Regions from separate parts of the Mus musculus genome. Here region 2 is linked to region 1. Evidence: chromatin loops called from intact Hi-C (ENCODE). Cell type or tissue: heart. All regions are shown on one strand. Links, peaks and the distances in the headings refer to the core of each region. The heading gives the core; the rest is flanking DNA.

Region 1 (8,991 bases), core at 416-8,415:
GGACTGGCGCAATCAGCTGGTCTGGCATCTATAGGGTCCTGTAAATGTAGAAACAGGGCTTCTCCCAAAAAAAAATCCAGTCTTTTTTAATTATCCACTTAGTAGGTCTTTATTTTGTTAGGGGCTAGAAAAGTTTTTAAAAATGGACTATTTTTTATAAAGTATTGTAAGGAGATGAATAATTATGATTTCATTTTTTTTATTTCATTTTTTAATTCAGATGTTTATATCTTTTAAAAGTCTGATGAACTCACTCTACAATAGCATGTCCCTGTGAATTATAGGGGATATCAGTGGAATATGAGAAACTTAGAGTCAAACACCAAATTTAAAAGGCTTTGTAAGTTTAAACAAAGACATTAAGCCCTTGGTATTATAAACTAATGAAACAAATACTGTATCGTATCTTTGGAAGTTTTCCCGAGTTAGGAAAAGACATAAATAGCAATGAGAATTAAGTGTACATACGTACAGGAATAAAGGCTAACTTTCCAAAAGACAGGTATTTGTAACATTTGTCTGTTTTAAATCACAAGGGCACAGGCTCATCAGTGGTTAATTCCCAAGCTTAGCTGACAGCTCTGCAGGAATGCAGGAGCAGTTTCTCTGAGCGCTATGGTGATTTGTCATGTGAGATCATGCTAAGTTACCTTTGTAGGGAAAGCAACAAGCTTTTGTTAAGAAACTAACCCTTACCTTCATTTATAGGACCAGAAAGCATAGAATGAACTTGAACATGTCCAATAGAGAAAAGGCAATTTTTAAATTGAAGTAAGACTTGTAATTCTGAAAGTTGGGGCTAAAAAAAAAAGGAAAAAAAAACGGTACAACAGCTGTAAAACATTCTTTAAAAAGGGGCTTGTCCTTCACATTTAAAAGACAATGGCGCCGGGCGGTGGTGGCGCACGCCTTTAATCCCAGCACTTGGGAGGCAGAGGCAGGCGGATTTCTGAGTTCAAGGACAGCCTGGTCTACAAAGTGAGTTCCAGGACAGCCAGGACTATACAGAGAAACCCTGTCGCAAAAAAGACAATGGCTATTGTCATTAGCTCTGTTGGTTGTGCAAATGTTTCTTGTGTGAGGAAAATTTCTTTTAAGATCTTAAAAGTTATGATAACCTGTTTGAGGAGAAGCCGTGAGTGAATATTTTTGTGGAGGCACAGCCCTGTGCTGCCTGGAGTTGCTCCCTGCAGCTGTTGGACAGTCCTTCTTTGACAAATGGATTGGTCACCTGAGGCTGTTGAATTACCTCTCTTGTTTGAGGGGTCTGAGGTAGGTGCCTCACAGTTTCCCTGGTTTGATAAAATTTCTGTATTATTAAGGATTACAGTAGCACCAGATAAGGCAGTGCCATTTCTGTGAAGGTCAGTGTGGCTGGCGCTCCTTACGCCTGTCGTACCCTTTCAGACAACAGTGACACCCAGTGGGATTTCTGCTTTGAGTGGGGCCAGGAGAATTAAAATTTATGGCACCTCTTGCTTTGCCAGGATGTTGTTTGCTGATAAGTCCAGAATTCTTACTTGAATAACTTTTGCGAGCCAAGCCTGATTTATTAAATGTTTTCTGCCCTTATTAGTAAGATTTTGGACAGTGCTCTGGCCTTGTGAGGTTGTTGTAATGGGTACACCTTGAAAATATGAACTAGCAACCTCAGCACATGCTTTAAATACATTTCCAGATTTTTAAATTGTCTTTCGAAGAGATTGACAAGTGGATGTAGCACTCTCAAAGGCCAGTTGTTTCAAAACAATACCTTTTGCCTCAGAGCTAAGAACTATCCTCTCTACTGCCTCCATTGAGAGAGCAACAACCTTTGTCTGAGTGTCAACCATACAGTTAACCTCATGAATAGGACCAGGGAGCATTGTATAAACTCGAACATGTCCTACAAAAAAAGGACACTCTCTAGATTGAAATAACACCTGCAGTTTTGAAAGTAGAGCTAAGATTGTGGAGTGGCTAGATGGCAGTAGAGCTGTCTCGATATAAGAAAATAATCTGACAATATAGTGGGAGTCTGTACATAAGTTAAAGGTTTTATTTTTAAGTCTTTTAAAGGCAGCAATTACTGCTACTAATTCTACTTGCTGTGCAGAAGTTTCTTGTGTAGGGAAAGATTCTTTGTTGCCATCAAAAATCAAAGCAGCCCTGAAGCCGAGCCATCAGTAAACACCATTGCTGCTGGAGGAGGCAAGGGAGCTGATTTAGTTCTGAGAGGAAAGATGACTCGATGCCCTTTCATGAAATATAACAAGGGGTGATTAGGCAAGTGATAAGAATAGGTCCCAGTATATCCTAATTGTACAATCTGCCATTGCTCAAATTCATAAGACAAAATATTATGTTGGTCTGCAGTATAAGGAGTAACCATATCTCCCTTTACCTCTAGGTGATCAACCCTGAGTTGAATGGGCTGAGGAGAAACAAGTTTTGTCTGAATAACACGACCCAGGTATGAGAATGGGGGTCGAATCTGAACCCTTTCTGAAGCCACTTGAAGTCCATATAAGTTTAACCGCTCAGCTAAAAATCGTAGTGTCTCTTGTACCTAAGCTCTATCTTTATGAGAAAGTAGAATATCATCCATATGATGAACAGGATAAATGTCAGAATAGATTTTACGGACCTGCAGGATAGCAATATCCACAAATTTCTGACAAGGAGTTGGACTATTTTTCATACCTTGGGGGAGGAATTTCCACTGGTACCTCTGGTATGGCCTTTAAAGGTTGGGTGAAGGTAAACTAAAGGCAAAACTCTGACGGTCACAAGGACACAGCAGTATGGTAAAAAAGCAATCTTGAAGATCAATAACAATAACATTATCATTTTGGGAATGGCAGAAGGAGACAGCAACCCAGGTTGAAGGGCTCCCATGCTTTCCATGGTGCCATTTAGTTCTCTAGAGTCCTGTAATAGTCGCCATTTGCCTGATTTCTTTCTTAATAACAAAAATTGAAGTGTTCTAAGGGCTAGTGGAAGACTCAATGTGGCCTTTTTGAAGTTGTTCTTCCACCAGCAGAGTAGCTGCTTCAATGTTTACATTTGTTAAGGGTCACTTGTGTTTGTGATATTTTGTTACTTTCTTTTCAGAAGTCAGACTCCTCCTCTGAGGTTGGTTTTTTTCTCTTCTGATTCACCACGACTCTCTCCTGAACTACTTTTCTCAGACTTTTCTGTTGAGGAATAAACATTTTTCTTAGATCCTGAGTGAGACTGTAGTAATGGAGTCTGCTCATGAGGTGAATCTGATGCTGCTTGGGCGCCTAAGGCCTTTCTGTCATCTGCTAATGTTTCCTCAAGTGTATTCCAAATAGCAAACGAAGAGCAAATGCTGTAAGGGGCACACCTTTTCCTCCATTCTCTATAAACCAGTTTTTAATATCTAACCCTAACTTCTTCCATGTATCCACATCTAAACTTCCCCTTTCTGGGAGCCAGGGACTGACTGTACAAACTGAAGAAAGTCAGTCAGATGGCTAGTTTTAACCTTAAAGACTTTTCTTTCTTTCTTTCTTTCTTTCTTTCTTTCGGGTTTTTTGTTTTGTTTTGGTTTGGTTTAGTTTTTCGAGACAGGGTTTCTCTGTATATAGTTCTGGCTGTCCTGGAACTCACTCTGTAGACCAGGCTGGCCTCGAACTCAGAAATCCGCCTGCCTCTGCCTCCCAAGTGCTGGGATTAAGGGCGTGCTCCACCATTGCCCAGCTAAGACTCTTTTCTTAAGAGTATACTTATTAATATCTGTAAAGAACTCTCTATCTGTAGATTCACTTTGTCCCATCTTGAGAGATACCCATGAAATGCACACAACCCAGAACTGATGTCTTCTGACCTAAGACGGGTGCTGATAGCTTCCAACAGAACAGCTAGGCACTGATGGCACCTAGTATCAGCCTCTGCTGATGGCAGCAGGCAATAAAAGCCAGAGCTGATGGCTCCTGGCTTAACATGGGCACTGATGGTACCCAACCAGGAACTGATGGCCCCAACTATCCGCCTCTACTGATGGCAGAAGACAATTTAACTGCACACTCCTTGTCCAATGGATTTGTAAGACCCAGTTAAGAGTCCTATCTGTGTCCACTTACCTTATTCAATGTCGCTGTTCGGGTGCCAAATTAGAACATTGGGAGCCTCCTGGCCCGGGCCAGGGGTAGCAGTGGAGTCACAGAGTAAGGACTCTGGTGATGGCTTTAACGTCTGAGGGTCTTGGGGCTTTCTAGCTCTCTAATTATACTGAAATGCTGATGATAACTTCTAAAAAGTCCTAAAAACTTTCTTGCTCTTTCTGAGGGCTTGCTTGCTGGCTTAGGCGATTAACACCTGTAGCCTATCAGGGGAGGATTAAGCAATACAGCCTTTGTTCTATCTCAGCAGGAATCTTTCCTAAAATGAGTCCCTCATAGCCTTGCTTAATGAGGGCTCACTGTCGCAGATTATATAATAATCCAAGGCAGGCTACTTCAGGATGATCACCTGCTAGTTATTAGCTTGTCCCATTATGGCTCCTGACATGTGTCCGATTTTACCGCACCCAGATCAAACCCAGAGCTCAGTGCTGGCTAAGCAAGCACTCTACCAACTGAGCTACACCCATGCCTGGATCTTTTGTTTCATCCACCAAATCTGATTTTGAACTTGGTGGAAGACCCAGACAGAGGGCGGAAAGGGATATTGGCGGGCTATGGCGCAGCTGGAATTATTTCCCTTGGTCTCTCCACCGCAGTTTGCTATTACTGCAGCCACACTTGAGACCCATGTCACCGGCCACACACTGAGTGGCGGGGCGGCCCTGGTGGGCCCTGCTTGGGAGCTCCTGCCGCCGCAACCCGCAGACCTGCCCTTAGCGCCGCGCGGAATCACGGTCGTGGGCGGGGCGCCGGCGGTGGGCGGGGCGCTGGGGGTGGGCGCGGCGTCCGGGTGGCGCTCGCCACTCGGGCGGTGGCGCGGGCGCCCAGGGCAGACACTAGGGTAATCCGGAGGCGCGGCCCTGGAATTAGACCGACAGCGGGGCTGAGGCTGAGGCTGGGGCAGTGTGCACGCGGGGCCGCCGTGCCCTGGACTCGTGTAGCGGCTGCGGGGCGCGCTGCCCTTCGCCATGTACACCTTCGTGGTGCGCGACGAGAATAGCAGCGTCTACGCCGAGGTCTCCCGGCTGCTGCTGGCCACCGGCTACTGGAAGAGGCTACGGCGAGACAACCCCAGGTTCAACCTGATGCTGGGGGAGAGGAACCGACTGCCCTTCGGGAGACTAGGTGAGCCCTTCCCTCGTGGCCGCTGCGCGCATGAATCGGAGAGCGAGCGCTTTTGTTTTTTAAGGTCATTAATCTTCCCTAGGCGCGAGCTCACCTTAGCAGATATAAAATGGGTCTAGCAAGACCTAAACCCGTAGCTGGATTTGGAACGGAGTCTGGGTGCGGTTGCCCTGTCTGCTGACAGTGACCTATACCCGCACTCAGGGTGTCGGCCTGGTTCCCCTGCTTCCCTGGGCCCGCATCAGTCATCTTGCAGCTTTCCGCCACTTAGGATTCAGCTCTGTGTGGTGTGGGCGTGGAAGGGGAGTTGAAACCGCCGAGGCTTGGGTTACCCGGAGGCCAAGATGAACCGGCAGGGAATTTGGAGAAAACTCACTGACTTACCCAAAGCAGGAGCTTCCAGGGAAGCTGGAGCGTGGGGAGCTGTTCCATTTCAGACCTTTCCTTTAGCTGCACCAAAAGTTTACATTTGCAGCTGCATTTAGTGATGTTTTCTTACACGATCTTGGGTGACTTTTGCTCTCCTCATCCACATGTGCGAAACTGGCTTGGTACCATTCTATTCGCGTACTCTCATGTAGGAAGGGACAGCAACTCCCTTTTAAATGACGTAATCTTGAAGTTGTCCTAATGGGTTCAACTAGCATCCCACAGACTTGAACCTGGTCTCATGGTCCCTTCACTACATAGTCATCTGGGGAGGGCTTGCCTCTCTCTGGGTGTCTGGTTCTTTTCCAGAATTTCACTTGGGGGTGGGATCATTTGTATTTCAAGGACAGAAGAGGAGGGGGGCATCTCTACCTTAGCAAACACCCCAGAAAGTAGTGTCCCGTGTCCTGAAGAGGAGAGGTTTTTTTCAGACATAGGTGTGGTCAGCGGTGGATGAGGCTAAACGGAAAGCAGTTTGTTTGGAACTAACAGGCAATTTGGCAAGCTTGCATAGGGCACTTGGGTGACATTATAGCCACAGCAAGCTATGATGGCTTATGGAATGAAGTTTGTTAAGGCTTAGTCTTACTGAATTAGTTCAGGGACAACTTTTCATTATTATACATGTTTATACTCTAGCGTGGCGACTCCATGGAGTGGTGGTTGGAAGACTCAGACGTCACAGACTAGAAAATGTGCTTAGAAACTGATGTCCTGTGGTAGCAGATTCCTCCGGAAGGGCTCAGCAAAGAAAGCCCCTCAAAACTAAGTTCCCTGAGAGAAGCACAGGAGCGGCTGACTGGGTCGTTTCTCCTAACTTTACTGCTTCCCTTGCTGGCACCTGACAATGCCTGGTGGTAAGAACCTAGGTAGAACCAAAAGGCTCTCCCAGCCTGGTGTGGGAGTGACTGGCCTTGTCAGTGTGCTGACAGATAGAAACCCTTTGGAATCCCAGGCCTGAGAAGGCAACATGAATTTAGCAGATGACCAGCACATTTTATTTTTATGGAAAAGACAGATGTATTCTCTAAATAAAATGGTTCTAATCCCTTGCCGTTGGGAGGATTCTCTTTTTGTCTAAAGTGGGCTGCATAAAACCCACGGAGAAAGCACGGAGAGTCATGTTCAGGCGCTGAAAGGTCGGGGCCAATAGGGCGAGAAGGTACCAGGTCAACAGGGACTTGGGCTTGTCTTCCCAAGGGAGATTGTGCAAACCAGATAATGTCTGAAAGTTCTGATTTGGTTGTGTGCTATGGTTGGATTAATTATTGTTACCTTTGACACCCAACTCAAAGTCTTTTTAAAATCTTACTTTTTGTTGCAAAGCATTTTGTTAGGGGTTAATTTTTTTAAATAAAACATATTTTTGTTGTATCCTTTTATTTCTAATCATTTATCTGTATTTATTTCATTGTATCATTGTGGTGCTTGAACCCAAGGTGGGGATTAAACCCAAGGCCCCCATATATGCCAAGGATGCGCACAGTACTGCTAAGCTACACTCTGAGCCTCCAGTTGTGGTTTTAAAAGGGTTTCTGTAGTAAGAACTAATGAAATGTCTCCTGGTGGGATCGTGTGAAGAAGTGTTCAGAGCTTCTGATGGCCTTTCCACTACCTCCTTTCACTTCTTAGTGGCTTCTAGAAGCTCCTTAAAGTAGATGACCTATACTCTGCTGCCTTCTTTGATATTTGGAGAATGTGATGTTGGGATGGAGGTGTGGCTGTAGTCAAGTAGCCTTGCTCAACAGATTACAAGTTTATGTATGTTAAGCCCAGAGAGGACTATGCTAAGGGCCAACGAGATATGAGATAGAAAAATACCCAATGCTCTTCTAATAATAAAAAAAAAAAAAAAAAAAAAAAAGGGGAGCCACATCACAGCTGACCTGCAGGCCAGTATTAATGTTTCAGTATTGGGAGTAGATACTGAGAGGGAAAGGAACCTTGGGACAGAGAAACAAAAGTACTCCATGCTTGACAAACAGCCTGAAATGAGAGACAGGGAAGCTGGGTATGACATGAGACACAGGGAAGCTATGACATATGTGTCCTGCACACTCTGCTACTGACATTGTTACTCCGCACCTGCTGTTTCTCTTCTGAGTCTCTTCTTTCCTTGTAGGTCACGAGCCTGGGCTGGCACAGCTGGTGAATTACTACCGGGGGGCGGACAAACTGTGCCGCAAAGCTTCCTTAGTAAAGTAAGTCTTCCTGAAGTCCTCCATTTTTGGTGTTTTATATAAATGGTTTAGCTTCCACCCTGAAGCACTTAAGCCAAGATGAGGGATTATTATAAGGAAAAAGAAAACCTTTCCTGCTTTAAAACCAACTGATAGCAGGGCTATGGCCTCCTCTAAGTTGCTTTGATTTCAGTTTAAGGTGTTGCTGTGTATCTCTTAAAGCCTGGCGTCTCCTAGGTGAGGCTCCCTAGAAGCAGAGACTGGCTCTCAGGGAGGGAGTTCTAGTGTAAGTGATTTCTTGGAAAATTTTCAAGGCAAACCCATCTGTAGTCAAGGGGGCAGGGTAAGGCAGGGCAAGGTAGGAGCCAAGCATAGGAATGGTTTTAGTTTACCCCTGGTGTTCTGACATGGATGACAGACACCTCAGAGTTGTCACATCTTGAAGCAGAGTGACTGAGCATCTGCTACAGTGTCAGTCAGGTGCAGTTCTATTTTTTTCTTGGCTTTTGCTTGTCTAGAAACTTCCTCATCCTTTGTAATTAGGGAAAGGGCGGCGGGCTGTGGGATAAGTTGCCAGGCATTTCTGGTCCCTGGAGAAGAATGTACAAGCCTTCCTTAGAAGACTCTCAAGCAGCTAGTGATCCCAGAGAAAATATTCAGAGTGCCACATGGTCACTCCACCACCCCTCTCTGAGCCCATAGGGGTGTGGCTAGAAAGTACAAGGATAGTACTATAAGGTAGAATTGAGCAGTAGTATACAGTGACTGAGATCCGGGGTCAACAGCTTGGGGTGATTCTCAGCTCTTTGAAGAATCCTATTAACGGGCAAATCTTTTTATCCCTCTAAGCCTGAATACCTCCCTCGTAAAGCAATTATGAGGATTAAACCAGGTGATGTGCAAGAGTGGATGCAGCACAAGGGCCTGGGACCTCGTGGGTGTTTGTGCTGTAAGGTCTCTGGGTGTAATAGCAGTAACTACTTAGTCTCATTGCTTTTATTACTGTCATTTTCAGATGGAAGCTCTCAGTCTTGTCCCTAAGATCAGGGCTATGGTAGGTCTCCTGGACGCTTTCTCTGTAATTCATAAGCATTCTGAGTAGTCAAATAGCCTTCAGGTAAAGGGGC
Region 2 (8,991 bases), core at 319-8,318, 98 kb before region 1:
AAGGACCCAGATGTAGCTGTCTCTTGTGAGACTATGCCGGGGCCTAGCAAACACAGAAGTGGATGCTCACAGTCAGCTAATGGATGGATCATAGGGCTCCCAATGGAGGAGCTAGAGAAAGTAGCCAAGGAGCTAAAGGGATCTGCAACCCTATAGGTGGAACAACATTATGAACTAACCAGTACCCCAGAGCTCTTGACTCTAGCTGCATATATATCAAAAGATGGCCTAGTCGGCCATCACTGGAAAGAGAGGTCCATTGGACTTGCAAACTTTATATGCCCCAGTACAGGGGAACACCAGGGCCAAAAAGGGGGAGTGGGTGGGCAGGGGAGTGGGGGTGGGTGGATATGGGGGACTTTTGGTATAGCATTGGAAAGGTAAATGAGTTAAATACCTAATAAAAAATGGAAAAAAAATAAAAAAAATGTTTTTGTGAGTCAAGGACTTCTTGTATTCTTCAGGATGCTCCTGAATGCCTGAGCTTCAAGGACCTTTCTGCCTCAGCCTCCTGAACAGTTGGTACTGCAGGACAGCAGCAAGATGGCCCAGCCTATGGTTTCGTGTCTTTACCCAGCATCGCAGATCTTGACAGACGCTTTTCTGCTGTAAGTTCAGCTATCTTCAGGTTCTAATGACTCCATCCTGCAGTCTCTACAGGCTGCTCAGATACATCCCGTTGAAAGGTGCCTTTACCATTCTCCCACTTCATATATTCCAACACACTGTTGCCAATAGCTTCAAAAGCTAAACTCACCACAACCATACCTTTGAATATGCTTTAGGGTACAATCTAAATAGTACACAAAAGGAAAAGAGAAAATACTTAGCATCTCAAGAGATGAAAGAACAAACTAGGTACAGAATTCATAGTAAATTACTGGAAGAAAACATGTTTCTCTAAAGAGAAAACTTTGTCATCCCGTAGAAACCTGGGAAACAGGACAGGACCATCCTCCTGGACTGTGTCTATTAATGTCGCACTGGGTGCCCTAGTTCAAGGATCTCTGGGACCACCATAGCCAGGAGAGTGATGATCCAAGATAGGCGAGAAGGTAGTTCAGCTCCACATGACTAAGTAGCCAGTGTCCAAGCCTTGAGAGTCTAAGCCCAGGGAGTTTATTTTAGGCATATTTAAGCACACCAGAATTTGGTGAAAACTTTACTGGTGATAATTAATTCAATCCCATGTGTACAATAAAGCTTAAATCATGACTACACTGAACTCTTTGTAAAGTACATATGATATCTTCCATAAAGTTAGGTTCTATAGATTGACTATATGTGACATCTTCCATAAATACACTTTCTATAGATTGACAAGCCTATGGTAAGGTCTTGGGAGAGGAGAATCTGGTATGATCTTGGCCATACAGTTAGCTCAAAGGTAACCAGACTGACTGACTATTAACCTCATCTAATTCCAGCTTTTTGGGCAGATAACAGGTTATGCACCCTTCCCTTTTAAGGGACAACCCTGTGTGTTTAACATTCCTGCTTTCCCTAGTGCTTATCTGAGAGCTCAAAGACCTCTGTGGTTCCCACACACTAGTACTGGAAATCTCAGTGAGTGTAGAATGAGAACCTAGAATCCAAGGATTAGACTGGGAAAACAAACAAACACCCCAAACCCTTGTGTTGGGAGTTTAGCTCTTGTTAGAGCATGGGTTGAATATGTGTAGGATTCTGGAAATGTTTCCTATTCCAAACTATAAGTTAAAACAGTGTATTATTATAGCTTGTTACACAGCAATGAAAGCAGAAGTATCCGATTGTGAGGAGTCTATCAAAGGTGTAAGGTATCTATAGGGAAAGTCATAAAGTTCTATTACGATATCAGTTCCGGGGCTGCTGAGAACCCGAGTGCTGCCTGCCACCAAGCTCTGAATGTCTTGAGGTCAATCACCCAGAAGGGTGGCTGCCTCTGCCTGGGTGAGAAAATGGCGGGAGGAGAGAATGGCCTCCTGCAAGCTGTCCTTGTACTTCCACACAGCTGCCCCAACATACACAGAACGAGTGGCTATTATATACTCAGAATATTAAATATAAAAGAGTGCAACTCTCAGTTTTAAGTACAGGGATGGCTTTAAAAAATATCAATGAGCTCTGGTCACAGAATTTAGTAATCTCAGAGGTGAATTAAATTCTAAAGTCTACAAGCGATTTCTTTTAAAGAGGAAAGGGCTGAGCAGATTCCAGGTTATCTTCTATTTTGAGGTCAACAGAGGGTAACAAATGGCGAGGAAATACTCTTTGCGGATGATGGAAATGTTGTAGGTCTGAAAGGAAAGGTATCCTCGCAGTTGGGAGGCACAAAGTCACACAGTACAACAAACCTCACACAAGGGATTTATTGGGAGAGAAAACCGCAGGACTGCTGCCTCTGCTCAGGTGAGAAAACAGCCCCTGACTGAGCTGAAGGCAGGCCTTCCATAGGATTTCTTAGGGGGCGGAGCTGTCCAGTTTTCCAGGCTGAGGACTGTTGGGATTTCAAGTCCAGAGTTTGGTATTTTCAGGGATTGGTGAATTTTTCTGCTCAGGGATTTGTTGGTTTTCATGCTCAGGAACTGGTTTCTGTGACAAGCCAGGGACTAATGAGACTTCCTTTTCAGGGGGTGGCGGGATTTTTTTTTTTTTTCTTGTAGGGCACTTTCTTGGCCACTTTCATAGCTCAGGTTGCGAATGAATGACTGCAGTAGCCCTTAGAAGATGACCTTTAGGGCTGTTAGGGAAGTCTGGGTGCGGGGCCTGACTGCTTTGTGTTCAGCCAGCTGAGAGCTGTGGCTTTCCTGCCTTGAGGGTTTATAAAGTATATAAAGTTTACAAATAGAGTACACCACAGGGAATCCTTTCCTTGTGGCTTGAGTTGGCCTAGATAGCCAACAATTGGACCTTCCAAGTGTGTCAGTATGTTAATTTTGTCTGGAGGCAACATTTCAAAAGTTGTTTTTCTGAGTAAGCTAATGCCCAGAATTTATTTTGGTGTGCGTTTAAACTTCCAAACGAATTTGAAAACAGCAATACTCAAATGTGTACCAGTTCAAAGATTTTCTTTTTATTAAAAAAAAAAATCAAATTCAAATCCTAAATCATTATTTTAATGTCTAAGCAGAAAATGCAGTTGTGAAGAGCAGCTGTTACACCTCAAAAGCCTTTCACTGTTCCTAGTAAAACGATTAAATGAAGAGGCTTTACATTTTAGTTCCAAAAACTAATAATATTGCTTCTCTAGTTAAAACAGATGTGCCTTTTGAAAGTTTCCTATAATGGGCCGTGAAGATCTGTCAGGGTTCAAGTCTTGTCAATAGCTGCATTCAACTAAATAACTTTTTTTCTCTTTTCACATTTATCTAATCGCAATTGCTCTTTGAATGCACGTTATTTACACATCAAAGACAAAAGACGTCGTGTATTTAGAAATATTGGACATTTAAGCTTATCATTTTAATAAAAAAAATTAACTTTCCTTCAGAACTAAGTATACATTACTCATCATTTCAAGACTATTTCTGAAGGATATGGAAATACGTCTGAAGGCCATGGACATACGAAGAAATGAAGTCTTGTTCTTATGAAATACTCGAATGAATTCCACATCTAAACCGCTAACAGACACAAGATCATGTTTTAATTACCTCAATAGCTATTTTTAATCGTCAAGTAAGGACTGGGTGAATTTAGTATCAGAAAAAGTTGCATGGCAGGCAGTCTTCCTTACACTACGGAGACATAACAGCTACAAGTTTAAGGGCTTAAGGATGATTCCGAGTTCTTTCGGCAACAAAGAAAGCTTTTCTTTCTTTCTTTCTTTTTAACAAAGAAAACCGCCAGTCCTGGGTTCCTTTCTTTGTCGCGCAGTTAACGGTGGCGGGGTGGAGGGGGACAGTGTGATGAGTCCGGAACTCCAAAGCCTTAGACGACGAGTCTCGCAGGAACATCGAGAAATGGGCACAGAGGACCTGGTGGACACAGCAGGCCTGGCGGGGTGACCTGCCCCGCCCGATATAACTCCACGCGCCACCGAACCGCATCCCTGGCCTCACACCCATCAGATTGCTGCCTCCGCTGCCGCAGCGAGCGTATTAAAGGCCCGCCCCTGGAAGTGATTGACGGGCAGTTTCCTCCAATGGCTAGTGCGCTCGGCACCGGCGGGCTGGGAGAGGGCCGCGGCTCGCGGAGGAATTCCACTTGCCCTTTAGTCCCGGGCAAGGTGTTGCGGCCGGCGCCATTTTCTGAGCCGCCTGTTTCGGGTGCCGCCATGTTGGTGAGGAGAAATCACCGTTACGGCCACTGTCCAAATCCCCGCGTCGCTGCACGCCGCCCGCCGGCTCCCACGCCTCAGCCTCCGGCGGCGAATACAGACTAGAGCGGCAGCGCCGGCAGCGCGGGGCCGTTGCCCAGTCTTTGCAGTTAGAGCCCCATCTCTCTGGCGTTGGTTGTTAATAGACTGGAAAGTCTGTGTCTGTGTCGCTCACTAGTAACCGTGAGTTTTTACCACTTCGTCACCTGTCGGCGGCGGCCGGGGACAGGGTTGCCCGCAGGCGGCGCAGGGGTCCTCCCCGCGCCCCGCTGCCGCCGCCACCGCCGCCGCCGGCCTCCAGACCTGCCCTCCAGCCCCGCCCCGTTCTTGACCAAACATGACAGACTCTGAACATGCAGGGCACGACAGGTCGGGAACCCTTCTTGTCTGTCTTTCTGTCGGATGAGAGGAGGGGTCGGGGCGGCGGGAGCGGGCCGGGGCCGGGCGCCTCCTGCATGACTTAGACGTCTCTGTGTGGCTCCATCGGTTCCGTGACGCGCACCTTCGTCCACCGCCGCTGCCTGCCGGCCGCCGCGGGGGAGGCCGAAGCGGCCGCGCCCGCCTCCCGGAGCCGGGGTCGCCGTCGCTCTCGCCGCCCCGCCCCCGCCGGGCACGTGCGAGCCCCCCGCCCCTGGCCCGGCTCAGTCGTCGGCGCCACGCGGGCGGCGGCGCGGCTGCGGCCGCTGCCCGCCAGGCCAGTGACCGGCGTTGGCAGCCCCGTTGGAACCGGCCCCAAAAGCTCAGTAGTAGGCCTAGTGGATGTTTGCCTCCGACCCGAGTCTACCTCTGAAAATAAACATGTTTAGTTTTTTTTTTTTTTTTTTTTTTTTTTTTTTTGGAGGGGGTTGGGGAGTCTCTTTCCCTCCCATCCCCCACTCCCAGGCCATGTGTCTGCCGCAGTCCTATAACCTCCAGGAAAGTGAAATGGCAGTTTTTCATATTAAATACGTTAACACAAGTAGACTGCAGAGTTTTAGCTTTACCTGATTTCCTAGGTGCTAAATAAATATTTGACTATTTAGCTGAGATTCTCATTTTCCAGTTTTAGTTTTGTTGTGCTCTGAGAGGCACATTCTTAGCACCATTCAAAGGTTTGGTGGCATTTACAGAATATACTCTTGACATTGATAAACAAATTTTTAAAGGTGTCAGAGGAGGACTTTTATTAAAACTCCTGGTGCCAAATCTCATTCAGCTGATTCCTACTTAGAATATTGACTTGAAAGTGGACATCCTCACATTGCTTTGTGAATAGTCTCAGATACATTGTGTTCTAGTGTGGCCCATAAGACTTAAGAATTCCTGATAAATATCATATGCTTTTGATAAAGCATTACACTCACCTTCCTTCCCTAAATACAAAGGAAGCAAAACAAAACAACAACAACAAAAACCAACAAAAATCATTGAAATTTTAAATGCCAAAATATATGGCAACCTTGAAAGGGATTTAAAAAAATCCTAAGAACTTCACTAATGTAATGATAATTCTCTAGAAAGACATCAATGAAGCATGTAGCAAGGTTTAGATAGTAAAAAGTGCTCTTACATAAGTGCAGAAGCTTGCACTGGACATTTTTAATGATTTTTTAAAAAAGATGATACCTTTGTAGTTTCAGTGCTGTCAAATGGACCTAAGGACTCTTGTGTGATAGGCAAGTACTCTAACACTTGGCTACACTCATAGCCCAATATTGCCCTATTAAAAAAAGTTTAAAAGTGAAGGTCCTAGAATTAACTAATAATGTTGAGAAGTCTATTGATAAGCCAGTGACTTGATGTACTTAAAATTCATTAATATGAAAGGAAATCTCATGTTAGTGGATAGTGTAACTTGAATATGTAGAAATATGTATTTTACATAATAAAACGTGTCACCAAGTTTAGAAATCAAAATAATGCTTCTACAGAACAATGACACCATGGTTTTCTCTTACCCCCATCCCTTTTGAGAGGTGGTCTCCTTAGCCTTAGCTGGCCTAGAACTTGATATGTAGACCAGTCTGTCTTAGAACTCAAAAAGATCAGCCTGTCTATGCCTACAGAGTGCTGGATTAAAGGTGTGCACTGCCATGCCTGGCTGCTATCAGACTTTGAAAAGAGTTTGAGGTCCAGTGTGGTAATACATACCTGTAATCCAACACTCAGGCTGAGACAAGAAGGTGGCATGTTCATGGCAGCCTGCCCTACACAACAAACCCTGGGTTTTTTAGAAAGTAGAATTTGAAGTTTTAAAATACTGACTTAGAAGTTAAAATGAAACTTTAGTTTAAAGGATATAGATTAGTAGGAGGAGCAAATGATAAGTAGCAATAGTTTTGTTTTAAATTAGACCCAAAAGTATCTCAACTCAGTTTTAATTTAGCCAGTGTTAGGTGGTGTTGTGAATCATAAATATAGATATAGATGTATATATAAAACCTCTGACGTGGAAAGAACTACATCAAGAAACTGCACTATCTGTATGTGGTGAGTTATATGTATAATTCCAACACTCTGGAGGCAAAGGAGAATTGCTATTTGAGCCTAGGCTAAAGGAAAGAAGGAAGAAATCCCACAGAGCAGGGGGTCTACAGAAATGGCCCTTTCCAGGACTGTAACCAGTTAGCTTTGTGAACTTGAGTTTCTTAGTGGATAACAGAAGTGTTTAAACCTTACCAAAGCAGTGGTTTTCAGTCTGGACAGGGGTGCTTAAGGGCAGGGCAGTTCCACTGATGTGACTGGGGCCCATAAATTTTAGAAATTTCCCATGTAGTTATGAGCTGTTAGGTAAATGTTTCTCAGTCTTATCTAATCAGACCTGTTTGATACAAAATGAAGAACAGCTCATAGAAATCTGTAGGTAGGTTTGTGACTACCTGTATTTTTATAGGTTTCTAGTTGATTCTAAAGAAACTTGGGAGAAAATAATCTATGGATTCCTCAAGCAGTCCATGTTTCTACATTATAACTTTTATACTGTAATACATGTTTATACGAATTATATGTGAAAAGTATATAAAATTTTGCATAGTCTAGGTATTTTTACAAAGATTATTTTCAAGCACTTTTAAAAACTAAAATATGCATTCAGGAAAATAGTGAAATCTCATATTTATAACTGCTTTGACTTTATACAAATTAAAATAGAATGTACAAAAGGGAGAAGTTCTAAATGTAAATGAAATTCATAAAATATGTTGCTGCTTTAAAATTATTTTCTTGTACATGTTTTATATGGTGAGTGCTTTGTGTTTGTTTACTATAATATATATATGTAATATATATATGAAAAATCACCTTTTGAAACTATCTATTTGAGAGTCGGTGTTGTCAGTGCACACCTATATCCCAGCGCTCTGGACACCGAAAGGAGGAGTGCTGGAATGAGTATAAGGCCAACCTGAGCTATGTAGTAAGACCCTGTCTCCAAACAGCCAATATCTGGGGGATCCCAAAACAAACAAACACAACTATCTAGTCGGTGTGCTTTCCTTTAATATTTTTATGCCTGGAGCAAGAAGTATTTTTATAAGGTACTATAAATATAATAATACCCATAAACTTGTAGATAGGTAGAATGTTAGATTCTTGTGCGTAAGTCTGGAGCCTAGTTTCTAAACATAAATAAAGCAGAAAGAATTGAGAAAGTTAAAGGTATAATCTCCCTTTCACTCAGTTCTCTTTCATTCACTTCTCTTTTTTGTTAAAGATTTATTTTATTTATATGAGTACACTGTAGCTATCTTCAGACACAACAGAAAAGGGTATCAGATCCCATTACAGATGGTTGTGAGCCACCATGTGGTTGCTGGGAGTTGAACTCAGCACCTCTGGAAGAGCAAGCAGTCAGTGCTCTTAACCGCTGAGCCATCTCTCCAGTCCTTCATTTACTTCTTTCAGCCTAACTTCACCCATCTAACTTTATCCTTCATCTGGATGTTAACCCAAACAAGTTTGATATGATGCTTGATATCAAACCTATGGCCTCATGCCATTAGACAAGAGCTCTCTCTACCTTTGAGCTGTAATCCCAATCCTGCAAGCAATTGCTGAAGGTTAAATACTAGTTCCTGCCTCAGACACTTCTACAGCAGAATGGAAAGATAACGAAACCCTAGTAACTATTAGAGTTTTCTAAAATATGTTAATGGTAAAAAGTTACTCAGGGTCTGCACAGGAGGAAAAGATTTTAATATGAACCTAGTATAAGACTTTAGAGCTCATTTATTACTTGATAAGACATATGAATATTTTCCTTGAGTTGGAGGTTATTCTTTGTTCTTCATGAACAATTTCATCTTTTACTTCCCTCCCTTTTAGCTTATTTCCTCTTAAGCAGTAACAAGACTCCAGCAGGCCAGAAGGGTAGTAATTTAACAAGTTTCCTAATCTCCTAGTGGGTTGAAAACTTGACCAGAGACTGCACCAGAGTTTGGCCAAGTACCATCAGAGGTGTGTGTGGAGAAAGCACAGGGAAATGAAGTGACACAGTAGGTTCAGACACAGGGAAGGTGTTAATGCATAGACACTGGGATCTATTTGGAAAAATGAGGAAGAGTTTTGAATAAATTTAGGGCCAAACCCATCCCTAATGGGATATGGAGAGCACATCAGAATTTGTAAGCAGGACAGTAGTGCTCAGCTGTGTGTTGTTGGTATGCTGCCTGAGGGCCAGGAAAAGCAAGTTACAGGAAAGTGAGAAGGCTTTG

The links. Hi-C counts contacts between places; a loop is a spot of excess contacts. Peaks named below come from ENCODE experiments on the same cell type or tissue, not always from the same donor. Only the 100,000 strongest peaks of a DNase experiment are listed, where the experiment ranks them.
Region 2: it touches region 1 in a loop (1.8-fold over the local background); 6 of 42 quality-filtered maps call a loop at or near these places.

What each region holds. Positions count from the first base shown.
Region 1 is chr2:129,061,049-129,070,039 of GRCm38, forward strand. Vinac1 (vinculin/alpha-catenin family member 1) reads right to left here and starts at 4,861. Exons shown (of 11, transcript NM_001370941.1): 1 at 4,089-4,861; 2 at 1-2,181. It overlaps Ttl (tubulin tyrosine ligase), which reads left to right and starts at 4,899. Exons shown (of 7, transcript NM_027192.2): 1 at 4,899-5,255; 2 at 7,807-7,885. The coding sequence starts at 5,099. In heart, for the core only: no CTCF peak of the experiment used is centred there; DNase peaks (open chromatin) are centred at 4,883 and 5,513; H3K4me3 peaks cover 1,932 bases; H3K27ac peaks cover 1,428 bases.
Region 2 is chr2:128,963,168-128,972,158 of GRCm38, forward strand. It overlaps Zc3h6 (zinc finger CCCH type containing 6), which reads left to right and starts at 4,235. Exons shown (of 12, transcript NM_178404.3): 1 at 4,235-4,669. The coding sequence starts at 4,638. In heart, for the core only: no CTCF peak of the experiment used is centred there; DNase peaks (open chromatin) are centred at 4,114 and 4,704; H3K4me3 peaks cover 2,614 bases; H3K27ac peaks cover 3,694 bases.